Linked DNA regions of Mus musculus: region 2 is linked to region 1. A link is a loop called in an ENCODE intact Hi-C map of the cell type or tissue named here. Cell type or tissue: left cerebral cortex. All regions are shown on one strand. Each heading gives the region's core, and the rest is flanking DNA. Links, peaks and the distances in the headings are about the cores only. Region 1 holds the start of Postn (periostin, osteoblast specific factor). Region 2 overlaps Gm40050 (a long non-coding RNA gene).

What was found. Hi-C counts contacts between places; a loop is a spot of excess contacts. Peaks named below come from ENCODE experiments on the same cell type or tissue, not always from the same donor. Only the 100,000 strongest peaks of a DNase experiment are listed, where the experiment ranks them.
Region 2: it touches region 1 in a loop (2.7-fold over the local background); 8 of 42 quality-filtered maps call a loop at or near these places.

The regions. Positions count from the first base shown.
Region 1 is chr3:54,356,896-54,365,233 of GRCm38, forward strand. It overlaps Postn (periostin, osteoblast specific factor), which reads left to right and starts at 4,212. Exons shown (of 22, transcript NM_001198765.1): 1 at 4,212-4,372; 2 at 5,732-5,830. The coding sequence starts at 4,248. Gm31095 (a long non-coding RNA gene) reads right to left here and starts at 4,176. Exons shown (of 2, transcript XR_375670.3): 1 at 4,024-4,176; 2 at 2,767-3,355. In left cerebral cortex, for the core only: a CTCF peak has its summit at 756; DNase peaks (open chromatin) are centred at 875 and 4,193.
Region 2 is chr3:54,582,689-54,591,026 of GRCm38, forward strand. It overlaps Gm40050 (a long non-coding RNA gene), which reads right to left. Exons shown (of 3, transcript XR_867293.1): 3 at 7,863-8,043. Among named protein-coding and RNA genes, the nearest start is that of Gm40050, 15 kb to the right of the region's middle. In left cerebral cortex, for the core only: no CTCF peak of the experiment used is centred there; DNase peaks (open chromatin) are centred at 4,817 and 5,080; H3K4me3 peaks cover 634 bases; H3K27ac peaks cover 592 bases.

The DNA.
Region 1 (8,338 bases), core at 73-8,072:
CAAGAGACGGCTATATTACGGTCCTTGCACCAAATGCTTGCTAGTGTATGCAATGGTGTCATCATTTGGAGGCTAATTATGGGATGGATCCCTGGATATGGCAGTCTCTTGATGGTCCATCCTTTTGTCTCAGCTCCAAACTTTGTCTCTGTAACTCCTTCCATGGGTGATTGTTTCCAATTCTAAGAAGGGACAAAGTGTCCACACTTTGGTCTTCGTTATTCTTCAGTTTCATGTGTTTTGCAAATTGTACCTTATATCTCACTATATTAAGTTTCTGGGCTAATATCCACTTATCAGTGAGTACATATTATTTGAGTTCTTTTGTGATTGTGTTACCTCACTCAGGGTGATGCAAAATTCTTAAAGAATAAACTAAGGTGGACAGTGAGGAAGACACACAATGTCTTTGGCTTCTATGTATAGGCACACACGTGTGTAACAGCATATGTGTGTGCACACACATAGTCATGCTTTCTTTTCATGTGTCAGCCAGTGTAGAAAAAAAAAAAAACGACTCAGAAAGCGAAGCAATCTATTTCCAACCATTCCCATACCTTTCCCTCTTCATCCAGATTTGAGAGCACACATTAGTCCCTTCTGCATGAGCCTGGGGGAGACTTCTTGGAAGAGACTGCTAATTCCTACTTGGCTGGCATTCTGAAATTAAGTTGTTTTCTATGAATTTCAATGTATCAGTTTAATCAAAATGTGACAGACATTTCCAGTGATTCTAAGCACATTTGTATACCACACTTTCTCCACTAGATGTCTCTAGAGAAATACAAAGTAGAAGGCAACAATACAAAAATACATTCTGTTTTAAATGCGCAAATGCATTCAGTTCAGTGAGGGTGAAGCTTACATGGCTGACTCCTCAATAGGGGAATGACCCATTGCATAAAAGGCTTTCCAAGGCAGAGTCCAAGGAGGGGGAGAAAACACCACTCCACCCTCCATCGCCCCAAAGTCTTCTGCCCTGCTTCTTTCACAGTTAACAGCCAAGAGACCATGGTTCCTATTCTGGTGTGCAGAGAACCCCACCTTTCCCTGAGTATTGTTCCGTTGTCGTTCCTGTGTCACTACAGGCTGTGTTGGGGGACACTAGTGGAAAGCTATGGAAATATTGTACTGAAAAGAATGCTTCAGAAACCCCACTCCATAAAGGTAGCCTTTACAATCTACCAATCTGAATATCCAAACCTATAGCTCACCTTCTTGACCTCTGTAGGCTGGCTGGTGATACTCAATTTTATTTCATGTATACACAACATTTTAAAGATGGAAATTAGTACATGATTCTTGATTTAAATTCTTTCAAGCTAACAATCTTTTTTTTTTTTTTAAAGTGGCCTCAGTCAAAGACACTAAAGATCACCGAGTCTTGCATAGAGTTTCCATTTACAGGACTAGAGAAAGCTAGTGGAGACACAGATCGGGTGCGGAGGTAGTGAGAAGCACTTTTCCTAAGAAGGTGCAGGGTTGACTCCAAGGCTTGGCTGGGTTATAAGAGTTACATGTATTATTTATTCTATATGTAAGCAACTTTTGAGCTCATGTGCCATGGCAACCTATGGACCGCATGTTAATATAGAAGCATTTTAAAATTAGTGATACAATCAAGACCAAGGGCATCCTGCTTATGGTTTGTGTGCACAGGCTTACAGAGTGCAGAGTCCGCGAGGAGTCCCAGGGACTGCTGGAGTTTGAGGTTGGTTTCACAGTGGTGAGTAAGCGTGGCAGTGTAATGACCTCATGGTCTCCCGAGGCCAGATAACAGAGAACTGCCTATAAATCAGCATGCCGCGGCTAGAGAGAAACGGCCCTGTTTCTCAGACACACTATCTCTCTTCAGCTACATAATGAACCATTTCTTTCTCAGTAATGACTTACATCTCTGGGTCAGACTTTGCAGCCCTGGAAAGTCGGACTTCATTTTCATGATTTCCGTCATCTTCCCGACTGGTAGGAAAATTGCAGGGGTCAGTAGTGTCAGCATAGTTTCACAGAGCTGAAGAGAAAGGGCCCTGTGTGGAGAGCGACTTTTGATGAGAGCCCCGGAAGAGAGTGTGCCCTTCCGGGGATTTTTTTCCCAGTCTCTTCTACAACTTCAGCTAGCTTCCCTTCTCAGTTTCAAAACTGCCTTCCTTTTCTCAGCCGTCCCCAAACTGGCTCAGAGCCAGACTTTAGCTTTGGACTTTCTTCCAACAATTAACATACAGCATCACTCTTCTGACCTGGCCTCTGTTTCTCAAGCACTCTGATTTCTTCATCTTTACCTAAAATCTCTACTCTCGTTCTTCTCAAGATTTATGGGTGATCTGTGTGTCTCCGGCTCTTTTTTTTTTTTTTTTTTTTTTTTTTGAAGACCTCCCTGATGTCATTACTGATCCTAATTGGTAAATATTTTCGAAGGGTTGGCATTTGTTGACTTGATGAGAGTTTGGTAAGTCTCAAACATGATGCTCAGAGTGGAACGATTTCAGATTTCTATTATTGGACACTATAAAAAGGGGGTTTCAGGGTGCCTTTTTGTCATACGAGAGTATGCTTTGCCTTGTGCCAAACAGTGAATGTGTGCTGCTTGTCAGAATACTGCAGTAACCTCATCAATAAACATTCTAACAGCCAGTTGGTTGATATCAGATAGACCTTATGTGCATGAGATACGGCTGCCTTTTCATTGAGCAGTTACGGACAGCCCACCATTTGTACAAACTAAGAGTAGCAAAAACTATTTATAAAGCAAACAAGAAAAAGAGGCAGTTAAAGTTAGAATAGTTTCATTTAGATAAATATAAATAAGAGATTAGATTTCTATCACACAAGTGCCCTGGAAGGAACATAGTTTACTTTCCATGATAGCTTCTCTCCCAGTTCTCCAGAGATAGTTTTATACACTTTCAATCCTTTAATACCAAAATTTCAGAAGTGACAGAGGCCTCTGACTCATCTTCAAACTGTGTTGTTTGGCTGTGTACTTAATAAATTAGCTGTTAGTTGCAGGATTATTTTAACACTGAAAGGAAACTTCTCATGGGAAGCTTACACATCTCTCCAGATAAGGAATTCTCTCTGGACTAATGTGGCCTCCCTTCAACTTTTCCAACTGTAAAACAGCCACAGTGTCTTTGCCTTGTCAGTGGGAAAACAATACTGACACCCATAAATGGGTATGGGGGGGGGCTTCACAACACAGCACAGAAAACACCCCCCTCTCTAGAGATGCTTTAAAATGTGTGCATTCACAGAGACTGATGGCTGTTTCCATTCCTTGCCAACTGAAGCTTCGTATCTTCGCAGCTTCTTCATCGAAAGGTTTCTCTGCATCTCATATCTGGTCATGTGTGAAGACCTAAAAAACAAACAAAAAACAAAAAAACAAAAAAACAAAGTGTCTTCCCTCAGCTAAGAATGCTGAGGTTCAACTCCAAGAGAGTACAGTTGTTCTTACAGAAAGCAGAAGGATACTCTTGGCAGCAACCCTGTTTCTTAATATGCATTTAATTGCCACATTATTTCTGGATTAGTAATACTTGTTTCCAGGGCTTATCAGAGTATGCAGTGTGTGTGTAATGGAAAACAAAAAAAAGTAAAATTGTGAGAAAGATAGATAGATAGATAGATAGATAGATAGATAGATAGATAGATATATTTCAAAAGTTAGAGAAATTCTCCCAAAGTAGATCTTTGTTACTTAACCCTCTATACTCATTATGAGTTGAAAAGACATGGCCCCAGTTTCATAGGACTTCAAGGGGCATGTGTCTCTTCCACATAAGCTGTGGAAATCACACTTTAAATGCATTGTACATCTATCCAGGATTTGGGTTAAATGCCCCTGTGATTTCTCTTCTCCGTGTTCTGCTGTGGAGTGATTTAAGTGCAATCAGATCAAACCAGGAAAGTAACTGAGCTCAGAGACACAGAGTGTGGTGGCAGAGACAGAAGGCAGAGAGATCCCTAAACTCAGAATCAGCTCTTTTCGCAATGTAAACCTATAGAAGTGAAAAACGGGCTCACCATGATTGAAAACAAATAGGAGACAGAGTTCAGATTGCTCAGAACCCAGGAGATTTCCAGGGACAGCCCAGGGCTGCTGGTGCTTCTGTAAGGCCATCGCAAGCTTCAGGTTGGCCCAGCGCCCCCTCCCACAGCCTTGCTCCCTCCCACAGCCCAGAGCTATATAAACTCAGCTCTCCAGAGCACAGGCCAGATCTCTTCCTGGACGGAGCTCAGGGCTGAAGATGGTTCCTCTCCTGCCCTTATATGCTCTGCTGCTGCTGTTCCTGTGTGATATTAACCCTGCAAATGCCAACAGTTACTATGACAAGGTCCTGGCTCACAGCCGCATCAGGGGTCGGGATCAGGGGTAAGTCCCTGGCTTGTTTTATCTTTATGTCTCACTTAGCTTGTTCTAGAAATATGCGTGAAGTTCCTTGTAAATGCACCACAGGGGAGCTGTTTTACTTATTGCAAGGTAATAGGAAAAGAAACAATTATGGGTCTTCTATAAATATACATATATAGATGTAGATAGATATACAGTTACTATGACATATATATGCCTTAAACTCATAAGAAGTGCTATCAACATAGCAAGTATTTTTAATTGATGTGGGTTGTTAATTTTAATGTAATTAACGAAATACAGTTTGGTAATCCTTACTAATTCAGTTTACTTGGCATTTTATTTCTTTCCATTACTGCAGAATATGGTTTTCAAAATCAGAGTGTCTGCTCTTTAATGGTATCATGTCAAAGGTTTTAAGATGTCCTGCAAGATATCAGTGCAAATTTCCTTTGTTTTGTATGTGAAAATTTAACTCTGGGCTTTTTGGAGTATTTTTTTAATCTTCTAGGATAAATGTAGGATTTTCAAAAGTTATTAGAAACATCTTAGTAACTCAAGCAAACATCTGCACACTTTGCATGAGACTCTTGGCATTCCTCCCTAAGCCTTAGGGGGATTTTCATTTTTCTGAGTTCTCAGAGCAGTCTGCTTAGCAGTGGAGTAGAATTTCCATCCCTTTAAGAGAAAGCAAGCTTAAAATTGCAATAGAGAAGGATACTCTTACTTGTTCTCTTTAAAGAAACAAATTTCATTTGTGTAAAGGCATTGTTCAAAAGTTACTTTTAACACCAATCTACTTCTGTAAGCACCTAGGGAGTCACACAGCAGAGTGTGAAGTAAAACCTGTGTCCTTTACCATCAGTCTCCTGCTGTCGAGAAAAATCCTGAAGCTACCCATCTCCCAAATGAATAAATGCTTAGTTTTAAAATAATGGAATTTTTCTCTATTAACAGTAGTTTGTACATAAATCTAAACTCTGTTAAGTCTAATTCTGTTAAAATATCCCTGCCAGGTTAACTTTTTGAAATACTGGTATAAGTCTCAAGTATACAGTGGTCTTCCCTGCCTTCCCCTTCCTCCCCCTTCCCTTTTCCCTTCTCCTCACCCCTCCCCTCCCTACATCCTCTCCTCCCTCCTATACCCCTCCCTTTTTCCTCTTCTCCCTCCTCTTCCTATCTTTCTTAGACTTCTGCTTTTGCCAGCAGCTCAATAGAACTGGGACAGGAGTTAGCTTTATACAAAGTTGAGATCTCATCTTGGAATGTCAGGACTTCACCCAAACATTTCTTTCAGTCACCTGACCTGTAATTGGGAAGAGGCAGGTGCCATAGCAATTAACTCTTTTTTTCCTCGCCCTCCTCCCTCTCTATCTCCAGCCCAAACGTCTGTGCCCTCCAGCAAATTCTGGGCACCAAAAAGAAATACTTCAGCTCCTGTAAGAACTGGTATCAAGGTGCTATCTGCGGGAAGAAAACGTGAGTCTCACCCTTTTCTTTATTGAAAGTTTGAAGAGCCTACAGGATGGTATTTGCCTCTTCTTGGGCACACACCCCAGTTGAAGATACTGTCCAAACTCATGTGTTTTTAAAGCAAGGCACATGCACAGGCAGAGAAGCTCCCTCTCAACACCACTGTTATAAGAGTAGATTTCTCTCTAAGTGCATAAGCTGAAGAGGCCAAAGCAGGCCCTGTGACCATGTGATATGTCCTGAATCTATGTGAAAAAAAAAAAATGTGGTCTCTACTCATTGTACACTCTTTGTTGTTTTGTCCTCTTCTGTCTTAAGAGATCCTAATACACTCTGTGTTTCATTTGCTTGTCTTATATCTATACACACACACACACACACACACACACACACACACACACACACACACTCAGAATCAAGGAGAACAAATTGATATGAAATGTCAAATTGTAAAAGCCCAAATAGATGTTTCTCCAGTCATTTAGACATCATGATAAAGATTCCACTTCACCCCTGAATTTTCACTAAGCACAAAGTGAGAAAGATGTTGCACTTTCCACAGGCTGCCTGATCCCCAGGAAACCATTACAGTGACAGTGAAGCCCATCACTTGGTCGAATATTCCTGTAGCTAAAAGGATGATTCTCCCATGGTTCTGCTGTATATTTCACTGATCAACTTAGAGATGGAAAACATGATTGACGATGTAGTAGACATGTTTGTTGATTTATTTCACTATAGCTATTGGTAAGAAAAATAAGAACACTAGGTCTATAAAAGTTAATCACTTGCCCAATTTATCATTTTACAAAGAGGGTGCTGTCTCAAAGGTAGGATAGCTCATGTCATCCCAGTGTTGAAAATAATGGAAGGGCCCCTTGCTGCCATCAACCTGATCCTCTATGAGGTAGCCTTGAGGACTGGAGGATCTGAATATGTACTTAAGATACCATGGTGAACTTCATGTACCCTCTAAAGAGGCTGAGGCAAGAAGACTGCCCCAACCTCTACAACCTCTAGGATACCTTGAGCTCCAAAGTGAGAAACCTTTAAATACATACATACATACATACATACATACATACATACATACATACATAGAAAGACAATTTCTATCCTCGTGCCATTGGGACAAACACTCAATGCAGAACTATTTAAGCTTGGGAAGTCAGTGATCTTCCTATGTTGAGTGTTTAAGGAAAGTATTTTCATGTTCTTTCTGGAAGTTAAAGTCATCTTATTTTCACAATGTAACTATATTAGAGATGCCAAAGTTGTCACACAACCAAAGTCGAGTCTCTTGTTTTCCATTAACCAAAAGTTGTGCTGGTAGCCAGACATTTTACCAAAACTTTAACAATGTACCCTTGGCAAAATTTCCTCCAGTTGCTTCCATTTCAAAATCACATTTACATCTCTTCACTGAGACAAATACAAATGCTAACCTCAACTAAGCAAAGAAACCAATGGAATGGACAGGGAGGAAGCCTGGCTTGCCCTCCACTCCCTTCCTGACACGTCCTTGCCAGCATCTTCTGTGTCATGCAGCTTTTTAAGTTGTCTTCTGGTTAATCAGCGACATTGGGAATTTACTAGAAAGAAACAGGCCAGGTCTCAAGAAGGCATCAGCATCCCTAGGCTTAGGTTTAAGGCACTGTTTATAGTAATGTAGAATCCCTTCCATAAAGCATTCCACAGGCTCCCTGTTGGTGCAAGTGACATGTTCAGTTGGCTTTCTGTGACATTTTTGTTACTACTCAGATAGTGAGGGCAAATTCCCCACCTCCAAGCTGTGCAGAGCAATTATTATGCTTTTTTCTTGCTTTATGTGACTTCCTGGCCATATAGAAAAATGGATTTGTGTGTAGCATATGTGCTTTCTGTGAACAAAACCTAAACGTTTTTGTTGTATTTGAAACATCCCCTCAGATAAACACATTGTCCACTTCTCAGCTGAGGTCCCAGGCCACTGTTCTGCAAGCTCGCCCCTTCCCCAGCATGACTTTTTCTGCTTCAGAGCTGATTATCAGATTGTATTAATGTTTGGTGTAGACATTTGTCTCATAAACACAGTGTCCTGTTCTCATCTTATTGATCTTCAGGTCTCTTCCTATAGACATATCTTATGTTTATTGTTTACAATGTGCTTAAATCAAATTCACAAGAACATTCAATTAATTTCTACAAAGAAGTATAATTGTCACAAGGGGGGCAAATGAAGATTTGCATTGGGGTCACACGCAGTTCCCTTGTTTCAGTTGAGACAACTCTTTGACATTACAAAAAAAGAAGCTAAAACAAAATAGGAAAGTTTAAATTTGTATAGAACAGTTAAATTAATAACAATAATTGATAAATTAATGAATAATAAATGATGATAATTTTTAAAAGTAACTCTGTATCTTAGTTATAAATAGAGCTTACTTGGTTGACTGCTTTCCCCAAATGCACAGAGCCCTGGGTTTGATCCCCAACACCACATAAATCCACTCTGATGGCTTTCACCATAGAGAA
Region 2 (8,338 bases), core at 160-8,159, 230 kb after region 1:
CTCAAAGCACCCCAGAGCATGGATGCAGAAGCCCCTTAGAGGGCACAGTGGAGTATGTGTGGTCATGGCCTATGTAAAGATATGTCCTTGGTGACAGAGGAAACCTAATAAGAGAGAGCTGTGTGTGACATTCCAATTGCTTTGATGGGGTCTCAGTCTATCAGAAGATTTAGTATTGTCTTAAGGAACGTCTCAGCCAGCGGGTACGGCTTTGGTGTTAAATAGCTCAGAGCAACGCTATCATATCTTCAGGAGAAGTGTGTTTTTAAAGGTTGATTTTAAGTTTAAGTTGAGAGATGCTCTCCAAGGTCAAATTTCCATTTGCTTTAGCAATGTAGATAGCAAAGTCGCCGTAGTTGCATGGAATCAACTGGAAAAATGTAGAATTTATAAAGATAAGTGAAGATTCGTGGTGTAAGCACAGTGCAGAGTGTCACACACCCTCCTCCCCAGGTTTAGGACTGAAAGGAAAAGTGCAAGAGCCAGGGGAGATGGACAAGTGTGAAGGCACAATGCTTTCAGGGGGAGGTAGACAGGTGTGAAGGAACAATGTTTTCAGATCACAGCAGGGCAGCTGCATGTAGAAACTCACACCCGTATCTCTGAATCACTGTGGTTCTTAACGCACAGCCTTTTGTTGTTGTGTATTTTATCCAGTCTGGCAATATCTGTCTTTCAAATGGTGTCCATTCACACTTAATATAAACACACATTATCAGCATATCTGAACTTATGCTTAAAAGTTTCCATTTGTTTACTATATATCTCATGGCATTTTTCATTCAGTAGTTTTTAATCTAGTGCCTCATTTTGTAGGTAGCTAGGTATTTGATGCTAGATATATGTTAAGTAGAGACAGACAGACAGACAGACAGATAGGTTATTGATGATAGATAAATTATAGATGATGAAAATAGATGATAGATAATGGTGATGATGAGGATAGATAAGTTGGTAGATTGAAAGATGAGAGAGAGAGAGAGAGAGAGAGAGAGAGAGAAAGATAGATGAAAGTACACAGCTCTTTAGCTCTCCCCTTCTCCTTTCCCTTTCTTTGGCCTGCTATGTCCATATTATTTATGAAATATCATGGTATAACTATTGTTTCAGATACACATGAGCTTTAAAAGAGAATTTTAAAGGAAAATTTCTCAATAGGATGTGTCATGTCTGTCTACATAGTTGCTGTTTCCATCGCTCCACACAGATCTGATAAATTGGGGTTTCCATCTGATCTCTCTTCCTGGCCGATGAAAAGATATCCCAGTGGTTTTTGTAGGACATTTTTTCTGAGGTGAAAGTTATTCTCCTACACAACAGGGCTGTGGTGTGTGTTGTCTGGAAGGTTGAGATGAAAACTAGGGTGATCGGTAGCTATAGTGTGACACAGCCCGTCCCAGGGTAGCAATCTGTTGAAGATTATAAAGCCGTGTTGGTGAACAATTGGACTGGATCATACCCTGGGTTCCATCTTGCTGTCCTTCCATTATGTTATTTCAGAACTTTTCATCCCACCTCCACTTTGCAGTTTGAGTTTAGTTTTCTCCAACATCTCTCCACTAAGGAAGTCATTTTCTCGATATCGATGCTCCAACAACCATCAGAGAAAATAAGCTGCTGACAGTGTTCAGTGAGCCACGTGTGCTGTCCTCAGGAGCTCGGCGTGAGGCACAGCAGCCATTCCCACCATTTCTAAAGTAGTATTTTCTCTCTGGTCCTTTTGCACCAGCTGCACAGCCTAGGGATGGCAGAAGTCGGGGCCCTGTGGTGCCAACTCTGCAAACACTGGTGGCTGTCTCTGGGTACCACTCCTGCAAGAGGGCAAGACCCAAGTCAAACCATAAAAGTCCTTCGGTATGCATTCTCCAATCTCCTCTCACACTCAGAACATGTACGCTCACTTGCATTCACGACGTTGGAGGTTAGGTGTGTTTAACCATTGACCATAATAGTGGATAATGATATAAAAAACAAAGCATAGCTAGTTTGAAGGTAAAACCCAGTTGTCCACAAGGGCGTCTCTTTTAGAAGCAATGAAAACAGAGTAAGTTAATGACATCTACATGCTCTGGAGGATTGGAATGGGACCCAGATGCTGACTATAAGAACCATGATGCATTTCTGCAGCAATTCTGTGTGGGTGCTGCTCTCAGTGCCTTGCCTATATTATCTCATTTAAATGCAAAAACACTCTTGTGATGTTGGAGCTGTCACTGCACTAAATATAAAATGGGAAGAATTGTGGCCCAGGTAGAGTCACAGGCTTGGCTGGACAAAGAGCTATGATAAAAATCCTAAGTCTCGATTCTTCCTTGCTGGGGTTCACTCTGTTCTGTAATTATGATAAAGACTCACAAAGTACCGGGTATCTGCCAGCATCCTTCTAAACACTGAACATGTAACACCTTTAATCCTAAACACGGGCTTGAGAGTTGAAATCCATATGAGGTGAGAAAAATTTTCAGGGAAAATCTTAAAAGTTGAAGCCGGGCTTAAAGCAAAGCAGTTGTTATCTAGTAGACAAAGGCACCACACAGCACCGAGACCTTGCGCATCACGGTTGTATGTGGGAGATTCAACAGAACTTCCCAGTTTCTTCTTCATTTTGTCAGCACATGTGACAGATTGTAGAAGGGGACCGCTGCTCCCTGCTGATGTCACTGAGTGTCTAATAGGCCAGATACCTGGGCAGTGACTCTCTTCCTTGCCCCAATCTCGGCAGGCATCAGTTACTGAAGGCAAACCAAACCCACCTTTTTATTAACTTCTGGTCCTGATGGGAAAACTTATTGATGGCGACCAAGCAGTAACAGAAAAAGGGAAAGACCTATGAAAAAGGAAAAATAGCTTCTATCAGTCAGCTGGGGTGTTGATTTCTGCATTCACTCGCAGATCTTTAATGATACCAGAACAGCACTTATTCCTGGGACAACACAGTCAAACGAAAAAGCAGCAAGCAAGCATAAAACAAAACAAAATCAGATCTTGTTGTGTCTGGCCAGTAGATCACAACATGGGTTCTAGCCTGGAAAGGCATTTTGGAAACCTGGAAGAGAAGAGGGGCTGGGCTGCGCGAGATAAGGAAGGAACCAAGACAAAGCTCTCTGCTCAAGGTTCAATTTTTACTATTTCGGCACTCAGTTATAAAGGAAGGGGGAGGGGCCCAATTCCCACCAAATAATCTTGGAGTCCAGTAGCAGGGTGATCACGTGATGGCTTCGGAACAGCAAAGCGACAGGTTCCAGCAGTGGGCGTGGCAAAAAGTTTGAGCGGGAAGCTCCACCCCTGAGCAAGCAGGTTTCAGGCTGGGGGAGGGGAGACTACAAGATCTGAAAGCCTTGTGTTGCTTTCTGCGAGCCCCAGTAGAGACGTGCTATCCTAGGTGGGTGTGTCACCCCATTGCTTTCAAGTTGATCATAACTATAGTTTTGCAGACTGCCCGGCTTCTTTCTAAACGTCACTCTTCTTAACAATCATATTTTAATCTAAAATGCCAAACTTTTTTTTAAAGATTTATTTATTATTATACATAAGTACACTGTAGCTGACTTCAGCCATACCAGAAGAGGGCGTCAGATCTCATTATGAACGGTTGTGAGCCAACATGTGGTTGCTGGGATTTGAACTCTGGATCTTTAGAACAGTCAGTGCTCTTACCTGCTGAGCCATCTCACCAGCCCAACACTTTTTTGAGAATATTATATATGAGTATTTCTATCCTTTCTAATGGCTCCCTTTCCCACCTACAACTTCTCCCATGTCTCTCTGTTCCCTCTTAAAATCACGACCTCTTGCTCTTTAATTATTTTTACTTACACACAGACAGACGTATACATTTAACCGGCTGGGTCTGTTTGCTGTTGCTCGTATGTGCACATGCACACGTGCTCAGGGCTGACCGTGTGGAACTGGGAAATCTCTCAGGGGCCTTGTCCCTGAAGAAGACTGATTCTTCCCATTACATCCACCGTTCCCTGCCTGCAGCTCTCAGTCTAGAGATGGGGCCATATGAGATTCCCCTACCCACCTCGGCAAGTCAACAAGTTGTCTTTGCACAGGTCTCCGTTAGGAGATCGTATTGGTGCAGTTCCGTGGGTGCAGTTCATTGTCTCATATAAAAAACAATCTCACATCAGGTATCTTGATCATTGGACTCTTACTATCTGTAGACCCTCTCTTCTCCCATGCTCCCTGAGCCTTACTTGTAGAGGCTGTGTTGGAGCTGGGCACCCCAGGGTCAGCTGTCCTCTGCATTCTGACTACAGCTGTCTCGAATGATCTGCCTCCTTCAAAAGAAGAGCTCTAGATTTGAAGTGACTTGATGTTTTGCACTATGTGAGAGGACGTTCTTTAAAAAGTGAATTGGTTCCCCACCACCACCACCTCTGTGAAACGGATACTTAAAAAGTACAAGTAGTTACCTGTGATTGGTTTTTTTTTAAATAGGATTTAGAAAATAAATATTATTTCAGTTTCAATTTGCTACATCCAGCATTACTATTAAAATAAGCAAATGTACATGAAATTAGATTAAGAAAAATACAAACTCGCTCATGCTACGCCTGTTTAAAAAAAAAAAAAAAAAAAAAAAAAAAAAAAAAAACGCTAACTATCTGCCTCAGAAGAGCTTTGCGAATGTAACATTTGGTTTTAGCTGTGGAAAGTGCTTAAGTGCAGTGAAACCTTAAATCATCTGCAGCGTTTCAGGGCAAACGCTGGCCGGTGCCCTGTATAAATCTTGCCCTAAAGCTAAGACGAAGAATGTGCTAAGCAGACCCAGTGAGCGGCTCGGCTCGCCAGGCTCCTCCCTAGGAAAATGTGGCTTTCCTATACATCACTCGATTCAAAACAGATGGGGAACAACCATCTGCCAGAAGGAAAGGAAAGATGTAGCGCATATTATAATTACGGGATTCAGACAAACAAGGGGAAGGGGAAGATGACTTTAAAGCAAATAGGCAGTCCCTTCTATGAACGCTTTCTCTCCCGAGTCCAGCATTCTCGGAAGAAAATGGCGTCATCTCAGAAGCATCAAACCTCTCAGTATAATGCCTTCTCTATCCCAGTGCCTGCTGCCCTCCTCTTGGTTATAAGTCCCACGCTCCTATGCCACCAGGCTCTGGAGAAGGCTTCTGTGACTCAGATTTGAGTCAGTCATCCTAACCAGTTCGTTTTAGAAATGAGCATGCCATCTAACTAGGTCCAATTAGGGTGAATCCTGTGGTTTGCACAGAAATGTCCAGAAAGAAATGAGTTCCTGTTAGTAGAGGTGCCTGTTGTCTACAGCGTCTGACCATGCTACTGATGTCATGTGAAGGTAAGACGAAGCCACATGTAGGCAAAGACATGTCTGAAAAGACAGACAGCAGGACCTGAGGACAATTCGTCCTCCTGATCAAACCGTTCCTGCAGCAGACACTCCTCAATTTTGAGTCAGGGGAACCAATAACCGCCCCCCACCCCCTTCTATCTTTGGGTCTGTTTTCTGTTAGTAGTAGAAAAATCCTTAAGAACCAGACTCTTGTCTTAGGAATAATGATAAATAACAACAACAACAACAAAAAAAAGCTAGAGTTGCTGTAGTATAAATATGTTTTTCATCTTTTTTGAAATGACAGCCCTGTGACAGACTTGTAACTAATAAGTCCACCATGCAAATGAGTTTAAATGCTTCCCCGATGTGACACAGCTGGCAGTCAGCTGCTCTCAGGGCTGCTACGTTCAAATCCCAGGCTGCTTCTCTGTGTGTTTTCTACCTCAGACCACTGAAGCATGAAGTCTTTGGCGGTGTGTCAGGTGGTATGAACAGCCATGACATGATGACAATGCCGGTTTCCTTCCTAGAGCATCAGGTATGTTCAGATGCCTGAGGGAACCGGTGTGAGATAGGAACAGCAATGATAAATGGTGCTGTGTGGTATTTGCAAGCCTGTGGTTTAAGTGCCCCCAGAACTTTGCTCTCCTGGGTGGAACTGGTACCCTTATTGATTGAAGAGATTGCTTCTCCATTCCACCATGTAAGGGTGCATCGACAAAGCACTATTATAAAGCAGAGTGAGCCCCCACCACAGTCTAGTTTGGTGATGACTTGCTCTTGGACTCTGGAGCCTTCAGAACCGTAACAAGCTAGGCACAGCAGCCCCCACCTATGGCTGCAGCTGAGGGAGTCTGAGGCAGGAGGGCTGTGAGTTGAAGGCCTTTCTGGGATACATGGGGAGTGTGACTTTGTTTCGATACACAACAAAACCAAATCCAAAAAGATCAGTGAGAAGTAAACCTTTCTTTTCTTCAACTTAAATCTTATTTTCCTCTGTGTGTGTGTGTGTGTGTGTGTGTGTGTGATTGTGTGAGTGTGTGTGTGTGCGTGTGTGTGTGTCTGAGTGCATGTGTGTGAGTGTGTGAGTGTGTGTGAGTGTGTGAGTGTGTGTGTGTGTGTGTGAATGCCATGTGAAGGCAGGTACCTATGGAAGCCAGAATATGGAGTTGAATCCCCTAACCTGGAGCACAGGAGGTTGTGGGCACCAGGTCTTCTGCAAAAGCAGGCAGTCCTCTTAACCACTGAGCCATCTCTCCAGCCCCTACTTCTATTATTTTTCCTGCACTGGGGATGGAATACCTGGCCTCAATCGTGCTAGATAAGTGTTCTACCCATCCCCTACTTATTTCCTACTTTCTGATTATTTGTTTACTTATTTATTATTTTTACTCTTTGATTAAGGCTTCACCAGGTTAACCAGGACGGCTCTGAACTCCCTCTGCATCTCAGACAGACCTTGAGACTTGTGACCCAGGAGAACAAATGTTTTTCACAAAAGGTCTATATAGCTGTCTTCTGAGAATCTCTGACAGTGCCTGACAAATACAGAGGTGGATCCTCGGAGCCTACTATTGGACTGAGCACAGGGTCCACAATGAAGGAGCTAGAGAAAGGACCCAAGGAGCTGAAGGGGTTTGTAACCCCATAGGAGGAACAACAATATCAACCAACCAGTATCCCCAGAGTTTCCAGGGACTAAACCACCAACCAAAGAGTAGACATGGTGGGACTCATGGCTCCAGCTGCATATGTAGCAGAGGATGGCCTAGATGGACATCAATGGGAGGAGAGGCCCTTGGTCCTGTGACGGCTCTATGCCCAGTATAGGGGACTGCCAGGGCCAGGAAGTGGGAGTGGGTGAGTTGGTGAGCAGGGGGAGGGAATAGGGGTTTTTCAGAGCAGAAACCAGGAAATGGGATAACGTTTGAAATATAAATAAAGAAAATAGCTAATAAAAAAAAAAAAGTTTTAAAAAGAAAAACTAAAAAAACTAAAGTTTGAAATTTAGAAAACAGACTTCAGTTTTCTGCCTGGGCATGCGAGACACTTTCTATTCTCTAACAGTAAGTTGAAAGTTGAACAAACTGGAAAACCCAGGTGGCTTCATAGTCCCCAGCCACTGCCCCACCACCGGAACCCAGAGCAGGCTGGCAGGGAAGGCGGAAGTGTAACCAACGCAAGGCTCACTGCAGGCTCGGCGGGAAGAGTCTGAACTCAGGAAATGCCAGCCACAGTGGGGCCTGACACGGCTGTCAACTTTACTTCTCAGAGTTTCAGCTAATCCTTACAGTGGACATTTGAGAAAACTCACCCATGCTTCCAACTCCGGGAAAGGAATCATTGTTAGATGCTCTGTTCTCAGTCGGGTCCGCTCTGGAGAAACTGACTTGTAAAGGTTTTTGTTTTGTTTTGTTTTGTTTTGTTTTTAGAATTAATTTTTTTATTAGGTATTTTCCTCATTTACATTTCCAATGCTATCCAAAAAGTCCCCAATACACTCCCCCCACCCAACTCCCCTACCCACCCACTCCCACTTTTTGGCCCTGGCCTTCCCCTGTCCTGGGGCATATAAAGTTTGCAAGTCCAATGGGCCTCTCTTTCCAGTGATGGCCGACTTATCCTAGCCGAGGGGCCGGCAGGGAGAGCGATGCTGCAGGAACCTCGGTTTCTCCCAGCCTGAGAGCTCCGGCTTCCCGACCACTCCTTGCCACTGCATTTCTCCACACCTACGGACAATGCAGGATATCCCGCTTTCAAGAAAAAAATATAGGACACACTAAAAGGCTTACACACACACACAAAGACATTAGTTAAAAATGAGTTCAGCTGCACCATCAATCAACTGGATCAGTCGATAACTAGAGTCGAATTCATCGAACAGCATACTGCACATAGCTCAGGAGTTCAAATTGAACACTTGACAAAGTGTTCTGAGCCACAAGAAGATCTTCGAGAATAAAAGACTTTGGAACACACTCACTGTCTCTCTCAGACTAAGGTGAAGCTGGACTAACCATCAAT